Linked DNA regions of Homo sapiens: all the other regions are linked to region 1. Evidence: chromatin contacts called from ENCODE Hi-C or POLR2A ChIA-PET data. All regions are on one chromosome and are shown on one strand. Each heading gives the region's core, a stretch centred on a gene start or an enhancer-like site at or near the end of the contact. The rest is flanking DNA. Distances are from core to core; before and after follow the strand shown. Region 1 overlaps HIPK2 (homeodomain interacting protein kinase 2). Region 2 overlaps TBXAS1 (thromboxane A synthase 1). Region 3 holds the start of TBXAS1 (thromboxane A synthase 1).

Region 1 (3,406 bases), core at 1-2,500:
GTTCAAGCAATTCTCCTGCCTCATCCTTCCAAGTAGCTGGGATTACAGGCGCACGCCACCACCCCAGCTAATTTTTTTGCATTTTTAGTAGAGACAGGGTTTCACCATGTTGGCCAGGCTGGTCTCGAACGACCTCAGGTGATCTGCCTGCCTCGGCCTCCCAAAGTGCTGGGATTATAGGTGTGCGCCACTGCACCCGGCTGAGAATCAAGTTTTAATGAAGTGACTTTAATGCATTTATGAGAAATGGTCATCACTAAAATCTAAGCCTTGAATGTGATAGTTCAGATTCAAGGCAAAGAATTTTTTAATTCCTCCCATTTGTTTGCTACTTATACCTCTGGTTTAAAAAGATACATCTGAAGTTTAACATTATATGATTCTAGATTTTTATAAAAGATTTTTATGAGTTTCTTATAGTTTATGTCTATAGCTTACTCATTCATTGTTCAATATTTATCTAGTGACCACAGTGTATGCTGAACACTGATTTAGATGCTAAAGATAATGCAGGGAATAAAACAGATGATTCGCCTACAGATGACTCCCTGCCCTCACGGAATTTACATCTACCTCATAACACTTGAAGATAAGTAGAATTGATTAGCTAGTGATTTAGTTACCTGAAAATCAAATGCTACATTTATGTAAGTTGGCATGAAATTATAAAATATCTTTCATAGCGAGGACCAGTCAAGATGATAAAAACTACTGGGTAAGTTCTAAATATGTCATACCAAGTAACCATTAACTATTTGTAAAAAAAATGGTCAGTTTAAGTCTTGACTTAGAACATGAAGACTTCAAAAAAAATAATTACAAGTAACTTTTTTTTTTGAGATGGAGTTTCGCTCTTGTAGCTCCAGCTGGAGTGCAATGGCGCGATCTCGGCTCACTGCAACCTCTGCCTCCTGGGTTCAGGTGATTCTCCTGCCTCAGCCTCCTGAGTAGCTACAGGCGCTGCCACCACGCCCGCCTAATTTTTTGTATTTTCAGTAGTGATGGGGTTTCGCCATGTTGGCCAGGCTGGTCTCGAACTCCTGACCTCAGGTGATCCACCCGCTTCAGCCTCCCAAAGTGCTGGGATTACAGGCATGAGCCACCGCGCCTGGCCACAAGTAACATTTTTATTCACTTCTGGTGATTAATTAGAATCACTGAACCAGAATCATAGTTTATTTAATCATCGCAGGTTGTCTTCTACATGACTACCTCATCTTTAACTTCTGTATTAATAAAGAATTTGCACTTTCACTATTCTCAGTCATGGTATGACTCAATGTTTTAGAACTTAGTATCCTCCTTGCAAAAAGTAATGCGAGCTGGAACAAAGCCCATAAGGTAACATTTACCACCTGGAACAATCAAAACAAATATTTTAACAGCAATAGATTTGTGGAGGACAGAAAGTCCTAGTGGCTAGAACAGTGGTGATTAGAAAAGCAGTGGTTAGAACTTTTTTTTTTTTTTTAATGAAAAAGATGGGAGGGAAGATGGCCACTAAATTGTATTTGAAACCAAAAGAAGTGACCCATCTGCTCTGGGGCCCGTGGAGAGAGAAGAGAGTGCAGATTACGAACTGGGAATGCAGAAGACAGAAAGATGATCAGCTGGAAACAAACTGAAGGAGTGTGTTGGCTAGCAACACATAATGAGAGTAGGGGCAGGCTTCTGACCTTGATGGTGGCGGAGCCGCATTCTCTCGCATAATCTGTCAGTTCTCTCTCTCTCTTACAGGAGACCAGCCTGTCTGGGAAAAAGTCACTTAGCTACCAATGCCTCTGAGCATACGGCCAAATTCCCCCAACCTCCTCTCTGATCAGCTTCTGCCTCTTTTTGTAACACTAAGTGGGTTGGGGAAGCCCCTGGAGGCTGAGGGCTGTCATAGGCCATCTGTGTGAGGACTCCCAGGGGCTGAGGGAGCTGTGAGGAGGGACGTAGAGACTGGGCTGACACCAGGTGCTTACCATTATCATGTAAGTTCTCTAACTGTTTCATGTGGGGTCTTCCCTATCCTTCTACCTACAGTGATGGTAGGTAACCTGAAGAAGTCTGACTTTTTAAAATTGGCACAGAGCAAAGCCCATTCCTAAGGAATGTTAAAAAATTTGCTGACTTTGGACAGGGCGTGGTGGCTCACATCTGTAATCCCAGCACTTTGGGAGGGTGAGCCAGGTGGATCACTTGAGGTCAGGAGTTCAAGACCAGCCTGGCCACCATGGTGAAACCCTATCTGTACTAAAAAAAAAAAAAAAAAAAAAAAAAAAAAAAAAATTAGCTAGGCAGACTGCAGACTACGCCTGTAGTCCCAGCAACTCGGGAGGCTGAGGCAGAACAATCGTTTGAGCTGAGGAGGCAGAGGTTGCAGTGAGATGAGCCTACTGCACTTCAGCCCGGATGACAGAGTGAGACTGTCTCAAAAAAAAAAAAAAGAAAAATTTGCTGACTTTTGGCTGGAGATTTTAATTACAAATATAGTAGAGAAGTTAAGATTAATATATAAAAAAGACGGTGCCAATAACTAAATGTTGTGCGGCACTTTTTAGTTTATAAGGAATCTTCCCTACATCATCTCATTTGGTGCTCAGAGCTGTGGTGGGGAAGGCCTCTCATCAGCTCAGATTTGACACACCTAATGTGGAGTGAGGTGGGTGTTTGGTTTTTCAATCTTTTAATTCTTTTCCATTATTCCACACATAAAGCAATAAGAAAAATTAAATGCTAAGCCGTATGGTATTGATTAGGTAAAACGGTGACTTAAAGGAGAGCTCGGTAGTGTCAGAAGAGCGCAAATCCATCCTGGGGATGAGATGCGTGCTGAGCCTGAAAGAGCAAGGTTTTAAACGGAAGGCCTTCCACCTGTGGAGAGGGCAGGAAGAAAGGCATGAGGATGGGAAGCAGACAGGCTACGTGGGAAAGGCGAGAACAGATTCCAGGCAGCATGGTGCTAGCCCAAAGCAGCAAACCTGGCATGGACCAAATTCTGGCTCCTTTCCACGAAAGGAAGAAAAATGAACACAGTAATCTATTAATCAATTAGTCTTCTGTTTTCGACTTCAATTCCCAGAGCTAATTAATCACTTCATTAAGTAGGAGATTCTCTCTTGGTTTAGGTCATTAATGAATATTACTAAGTAAAGCCTGGTTTATATTTCTAAAACTTTTGCATTTCAAACTCCTGGTAGCGCTTACGATGAAGATGTAAAAGAGGTGCCACATATGGACTGGAGGTTCCATCCCAGCTGCCGCTTCCTGCCATCCACCCTGGCTCTTCTCTGGAACAGCCATCTCCGGACCTGTCCTGGAAGTTCGCACACTTCTGCATTTGCCTTTGTCATCGTAAGGCTAATGCTGGGAAACGTGCTCACGTCTTGATTGTATTTATGCTGTGTCTAATTTTAGTTCT
Region 2 (3,406 bases), core at 403-2,902, 230 kb after region 1:
CCAGGCGAGAGAGACAGGGCCTGAAGCCAGTTGGCATTAGACGTTGGAGCTGGAATACAGCACACTGCGTTGACATCATGGAATTCCCACTGCATGCTTAACACCATAATGAACACTAGACATCAAAGATAAGAAGACAAGATGTGTTTCCACCACTCACAAACGAGCAGAAAGACAGTCAGGAAAAAAATTACAATTACTAGAGAACCACTAGGAGTCAACCAGGCAAGAAAAGAGGAGCCGTTCCAGGCAAGGCAGGGGGAACAGCATGTGCAAAGGCATGGGAGTGAGAGATCATGGAGGGTTTCAGTCGGTATGATCAGGATTGGCTCTTGGCGGTGGGGTGGGGAGGGGGACCGGGGGCAGGCAGGCGGGGGGAATAAGGAGGCACAAGGCCAAAGAACAAGGCAGGGAGCAGGGTGTGAAGGACATCATGTGCCACATGCTAAAGACTTGGCAAACCATTGAAGGGTGTTCAGTAAAGAAGCAGCATACTCAGATTTGCACTTTACCAAGTCCTAGGTGGATAAGTGGAGTTGGGGCCCACATGTGGACAAGCAGCAGGTCAGAATGATGGAGACAGAAACCTCTGAGTGGGAGGTCCAAAGTCTGGCCAGGAAGAGGACCAGGGATTGTACCAGCCTGAAAAGGGCAAAAGAAAGTTGCTGAACAGGCTCTACAAACTCCTGAAAGGGGAGGGGCTGAGAAAGCGCTGGTTCGGTCCATTGATCTCTGCAGGGCTCTGTGAATTCAGGGTGGACCCCAGGCATGAGTACTCTGAGGGTAACATGGGCAGATGTTGCCTGACCCTGCTCAGAGTGACAGACAGGAGCCCTGGGAAAGCAACTCCAGACTCCATGGCCTATGACTGTGTCACTGGCTCCTCAAGAAAACTCTCCCTGGTAGCTGAGTCTGCTCTGTCATTCAGCTGACTCAAGCCTCTTGCTCTAATGACAGACGGGAGAGCTGACCCAAAAGGGAAAGACACTCCATGAGCCAAGCAGGGACAGAGCCCCAGGACTCTGGGGACCCTGCTTTCTCCATGGCACCCTGTGGACCATCCAGCCCCGGAGGAGCGCCTGTGAGTCAAATGCCCAGGTACTCCCAGCACTGGACTTCTCCTTAACTTTCTCTGAACTTTCTGGAAGTTGAGCATCTCAGACACTCACAACTGTGATCTGCAGTAGCGTCTACCCCTTTCCTCACTGAGCCTCCTGCCGCTTCCACATGGACATTCCATGGCAAAGGTCAGACTTGAGGGTAGGACAGCAGCTACCCTGTTAGCATCCTCAGCCTGCTGGGAAATAAAACTGTCACGGAGACAAGAAGTTCTCAGATGCTTGGCATTTAGCAGTTGTCAGAGGAGCTGAAAGCCCTCATCAGTTCTACCTGAAAATCAGAAGTTTCCCAACGTGCATGGCTTTTTTTTTTTTTTTTTTTTTTTTTTTTTTTTGAGACAGAGTCTTGCTCTTGTCACCCAGGCTGGAAAGCAATGGCGCAATTTTTGTACTTTTAGTAGAGACGGGGTTTCGCCATGTTGGCCAGGCTGGTCTCAAAATCCTGACCTCAGGTGATCCGCAAGTGCTGGGATTACAGGCGTGAGCCACTACGCCCGGCCTGTGCATGCCTTTCTGTTCCTTCTGCTGATGTGGGGGGTGTTGGGCTCCTGTCAGGGGCCTCCTGATGCCCCGTTGGGGCACTTCCTCGCTCAGCTTCCTCGTCCCTGACAAAGTGGCAGCAGCAGGGTGTGGCCCATGGAAGGTGACCATGACCAGCATTTTCATTAAACTTTACTGTTCGGACAAACTATTCTCATCTGACCTCATAACGGTCTCTTTAATCATAGGAACAGTTTCAAGAAGGTTGATTTGCTCAAGGTGATACAGCTGTTAAATTACAGGACAAAGCCTTGAGCCCAAGTTCCTAAGACTCTCTGACACCTGCAACTGTGGCACTGCCAGCCGCCACTCTGCCTCTGACAGTCTCGGGGGACCAATCCAGTGACAAATTCTCCCTCTCCTTTTTTTTTTTCATTGCAGAAGTCACATGCGCTCATTATAAAACACTGAACGTTCAAGGAATAGATAAGATGAAAAGGACAGTGCCCCATAATTTCCTGCTCCAGATCTATGCCCTGTAAGCCAGGGGTCTGACACAGAGTATGTGCTCAATAAATGCTTTCTGAAGGGACTAGTTAATAGAAAGACCGACTATAATTTATTAACAGAGCTCCCCATACTATTTTACAATGTGCTTTTCCATTTGGCTGGGTCATTTGGACATTTTTTCATGTCGGTGCCTGTAGGTGACCCCCTGCCCACCACCACCAGGAACAGTCTATAGCTCGGTCACCCCTAACAGGGGCAGGCCTTCTGGAACAAGGCCAGGCAGCCCCCAGGCTAATCCCAACAGTCTATTCTACTTAAGTTCCCAGAAGGCGGCTGTGAACTATTTTGGTTTAACTGACTGGTCAGTTTCAAAAAAGAGAGAAAACCACTAATTAAACAAGTCAAACAAGTGGTTATTTTTGTCTACACAATACTTCACTGATTTGCCTACATTTTCTCTTCAACCAGGTGCTTTGGAGTTGAATAAGTGAATTCTTAATTGCATAGCTAAATGTAGATGAATAACTGGTTAAGAATTTCTTGCCCGGAAAGGAGTCTATATGTAAGTTTGGATTAGAGTGAACCAAGGCCTTACCTCTTTAATTGGGCTGGGGGTTTTCTGGTCCATTAAGCAAGAATATGCTCTAAATCTCCACCTTTGAAAGCCACAGTCTGCACAGCTGGGAGCCTGCCTGCTTTCCCTTGCACACCTACCCAGCACTGGAGCGGGTTCAAAGACAGGCCACCCGAGCTAAGAGCAGTCACTGGAATAGATGACAGCATGCTCACCACCAAGGACCTGGGCTGGGGTCAAGTCCCTGTCTTGGGCAAGTGACTTTGCCTCTCTAAGTCTCAGTTTCTTATTCTGAAAAGTGGATAAAATAATGTCCTCATCCATTTTCTATGAGAATTACATGAGGAAATACAGGCAATGCACTTAGAATGAAGCCTGGTCAATAGTAAACCCTCAAAATAAATGCTAACGATTGTTGTTAATCTCAAAGGTTTGAGAAGAATCTACAACCTCTGCAAATATTTCACTAGTATGAGAAGTTTCTTTGCACCCTATAGGAAGTAGACCTAAAATTCAAACACCCCATACTTTAATTTCCTTTCAAATTTGTAGGAATTATAGGATTTACAGTTCCAGTAAACTACAGAGATAACTTAGTTTTCACTCCCATATTTCAGCCATGGCCCAGAGAGTTTCAGAAATTTGCGCCTGGAACGGATTTCTGTGTGAGTGGTATGGCTGGATGAACCCGGATCCCACCTGCTAAGCTGTTGCATATTAATCT
Region 3 (3,406 bases), core at 260-2,759, 160 kb after region 1:
GATACAAAATTCTTGGCTGATAATTGGTTTGTTGAGGAGCCGGAAGACAGGGCCCCAATCCCTTCCAGCTTGTAGGTTTTCTGCTGAGAAATCTGCTGTTCATCTGATTGGTTTTCCTTTACAGGTTACCTGGTTCTTCTGTCTCACAGCTCTTAAGATTCTTTCCTTTGTCTCAACTCTGGATAACCTGATGACAATGTGCTGAGGCAAAGATCTTTTTACAATGAATTTCCCATGTGTTCTTTGTACTTCTTGTATTTGGATGTCTAGGTCTCTAGATGGCTGCAGAAGTTTTCCTTGATTCTTCCCCCAAATATGTTTTCCAAGCTTTTAGAATTCTCTTCTTCCTCAGGAACACCAATTATTCTTAGGTTTGGTCATTTAACATAATCCCAGACTTCTTGGAGGCTTTGTTCATATTTTCTTATTCTTTTTTCTTTGTCTTTGTTGAATTGGGTTAATTTGAAGACCTTGTCTTTGAGCTCTGATTTTCTTTCTTCTACTTGTTCAATTCTATTGCTGAGACTTTCCAGAGCATTTCACATTTCTAAAAGTGTGTCCAAAGTTTCCTGAATTTTCAATTATTTTTTCTTTAAGCTATTTCATTGAATATTTCTCCCATTCAATATTGGGGGATTGTGTTGGGAGAGGAGGGTCTCCCTTTCCCACTTCCGCAAATGGGGCACTCACAGTATTTGGAGTGTCTTCTGGGTCCTGCAGGAGCAGTCTGGTTCCTTCAGAGAGTCTGTGGGTCCTTTTGGGATTGCTGGTTTTTTCTTGCAGTTGATCTGGAGCTAAAATTCACCATGGAAGCCTCCAGATGCTGCTCTGTCTGAAGCTGCAATCTAGTCCTGCCACCCAGCCACTATGATCCCCTCCATCTCTCTGTCCACTTTAGTCAGATAAGCTCAAAGCTAGAACAAAGGACCCATATATGAGCCTACGGATCTGCCTTCAAACACTTGAGAAGCCCTCCAACTCACCATGAGAACACTGACCCCAATCGGGATCTTTGCTTTGCTCCAACAGCCAGACACTCAGACAGGTCCTCAGACCCAGCAACTAATGGACTTGGTGGGATGGTTGTCCTCAAAGCAGCCAGCATTTTGATCAGGCTGGCGTCTGGTCCTGTATTTTTCTGGGATATTCAGAATCTCTTGACATGTATCTTCACTTAATTGTGAATTTAAAAAATTATAGATGGATGTAGATATAGATATAGATATAGACATAGAGATAGATATAGATAGACATTTTGGAGAAGAGTCTCTCTTTGAAGACTTCCTCTCAGAGTACAAGTCCGTGGTTACAACCATTTTGTTTCTCAGCAAACATGGGGAAGTTTGCTTTTCTTCTCTGAGGAAGTTAATATAAATGTTTATTGACAGTGCAGTCATCAAGGAATAAAGTTGCTGATTCATTCCTTTACACTGAAACCCTTTGTTGTGCCCTCCTCTTCCTTCCTCTTTATAGGGAGACACTCTGAGAAAGAGCACATTGTGGGGGCCCACTCCATGTGATGTTTGCTTGGTTGCCTGTTCCCTTTTCTACCTGCAGAGCACGGTTCCCATAAGGGCGGCGAGATCAGCCTCCTGTCTCATCTGGAAGACCACCACTCTGGGGTCTCAGAGGAATGATGGAAGCCTTGGGGTTTCTAAAATTGGAAGTGAATGGCCCCATGGTGACGGTGGCCCTGTCAGTGGCTCTCTTGGCCCTCCTGAAATGGTAAGTGCAGCCAGCCCTAGGGACTGTGACAGCGTCAGCCGTCTCACCCTGGAGCCTTGCTGGTGCCATGGCGGGGTATGTGGGAGTGTGTTTTTCTTCTTTTCTAATCTAGCGGGAGTGAGTATTAACACAGCTTCAGAATTAAAAGCAAACAGCCAGGTTAATCTTTTGCTAAAATGCATGAGATTGAAGTGTCAGGAAAGGCTGGTGATTCAGTGACTGAGAACGCTACACATAATTAAGTTTGAAAGAGATGGAAAAAGAAACAAATTGGAAAGGCATTAGGTTTGGGTAGAAGCATTTCCTTGAACCCCGTCATATCTCCTCACCTCATTTTTCTAAAATCCTCTGTCCTTGTTGGATTTACAGTGAATTCAGCCTCTTGGTTCATATTACATTCAAAACAAAACAAGACGTAGGAGCTGTTTGGCAAATGTGGGCCTCTTTGCAGGAAGTCATTGAGGGGGATTTCTGTAGGGTTAAGGACAAAGTGGTAGATCTAATTTCTCATAGTTGATAGAGGGAGATGGATTCTGATGAACATAGTGTGTGCAGCTCCTACAAAATTTGAGACCCTGAAAGGATCTCAAACTTGAACTCCGAGTTGCTCCCCTGTGGTTTTGTTAATTCAACAGCAAATTTTCCTAAGGCTGACTCTGGTGTCTGTAGGTCGAAGGCCTCATAATATGCTACATTTATGCATATTCGCCCTGTCAGTTAAACTTATTAGAGTTACCCATTCAATCAAAAGCACCTGGATTTAGATGGCTCTGGCTTTTGAGGGCAAAGTGAGTGGAAAAAATAATGGAGGACTGGAGTCCGAACAGAATTTTAATTTATGTTTTCAGTAGTAATAAAGCCTTCTCTAGATTAATAACTGGGAAAGCACTTTGAAAAGCATCAAGCATTATGCAAATGTGAGGTATTATTCTTTTGGAATTTGCATAGCTGAGAGTGGAATTCACGTTTGATGTTCTATGATGATGAAATTACTTCTTGGAAATTGGCTCTGAAACCCAGCCTCAGTCCCAGTGCTGTTTTTCTTTTTAACTGGTTTAATTTTTTTTTTGAACTTTTTTATCTCATTGTAGCTTACCTTGGATTGAAACTGGCCACATGTAAAACCAAGAGCAAATGGTAGCTCCTTCCCTACCCCCAGCCCCCAATAATCCATCTCAATGTGTTTTTATGCTCCGGGAAGCCCGAAGCACAGTGTCTGACATGCAGAAAGTGCTTAGTCGATGTCAGCCACTATAATTAACCATCTATCATCTATGTAACCTAAAAGAAAATAAGTCTTTAGTGGTTTAGGTTTATTTTTAATTTCTTACTAATGTGCTTATTCATATTAATCTCATCAATAGCTATGCTCTGACTGTGGTTCTCAAAGCGGACACTTTTTTACACTTTTGTTTCAGTCTTTGTTGTGTCTGAGCCTCCAGCTCAGTGCCTGCCATGTAGGAACACCACACCATTCAGCAGGGCAGCTATGTGTTTGCTGTCTATTCTTGGGCCATATTAATAACCTGGTTCAAAGATGCAGAGATTAAGATAAATGTACCAAGCAGAAGTGGTAAACAGGAAGTGAGAGCTGACTTCTATTTGTTATTGCAAAAATATTTATTAACCTGTTAATGTGTGCCCAGTCTGGAGGAGGCCCTGGTACAAGGTCAGGAAGCAG

The links. A loop is a pair of places that touch in the nucleus more often than their neighbours do. ChIA-PET counts read pairs that join two places held with the same protein, here RNA polymerase II (POLR2A). Pooled maps may share reads with other maps.
Region 2: a pooled map shows a loop between it and region 1 (2.5-fold over the local background). The contact joins two enhancer-like sites. A Hi-C loop is called at or near these places in 2 of 50 pooled maps. POLR2A ChIA-PET finds 5 or more read pairs at or near these places in 6 of 52 experiments (AG04449, GM10248, OCI-LY7 and 3 more).
Region 3: a loop to region 1 is called in a pooled map, with 3 times the contacts of the local background. The contact joins the promoter of TBXAS1 here to the enhancer-like site in region 1. A Hi-C loop is called at or near these places in 7 of 50 pooled maps. POLR2A ChIA-PET finds 5 or more read pairs at or near these places in 5 of 52 experiments (OCI-LY7, T-cell, activated CD4-positive, alpha-beta T cell and 2 more).

Annotation. Positions count from the first base shown.
Region 1 is chr7:139,671,646-139,675,051 of GRCh38, forward strand. All of the region lies in intron 2 of HIPK2 (homeodomain interacting protein kinase 2), which reads right to left. Among named protein-coding and RNA genes, the nearest start is that of HIPK2, 100 kb to the right of the region's middle. RefSeq lists a silencer at 1,111-1,260. Within about 2 kb of position 1,251, at least 5 of the 41 ENCODE cell types and tissues checked have a DNase peak (open chromatin) inside an H3K27ac peak, as active enhancers do.
Region 2 is chr7:139,896,993-139,900,398 of GRCh38, forward strand. The region is part of intron 3 of TBXAS1 (thromboxane A synthase 1); the gene reads left to right. Among named protein-coding and RNA genes, the nearest start is that of TBXAS1, 69 kb to the left of the region's middle. Within about 2 kb of position 1,653, at least 2 of the 41 ENCODE cell types and tissues checked have a DNase peak (open chromatin) inside an H3K27ac peak, as active enhancers do.
Region 3 is chr7:139,827,755-139,831,160 of GRCh38, forward strand. It overlaps TBXAS1 (thromboxane A synthase 1), which reads left to right and starts at 1,510. Exons shown (of 13, transcript NM_001061.7): 1 at 1,510-1,725. The coding sequence starts at 1,637. RefSeq lists an enhancer at 1,183-2,382.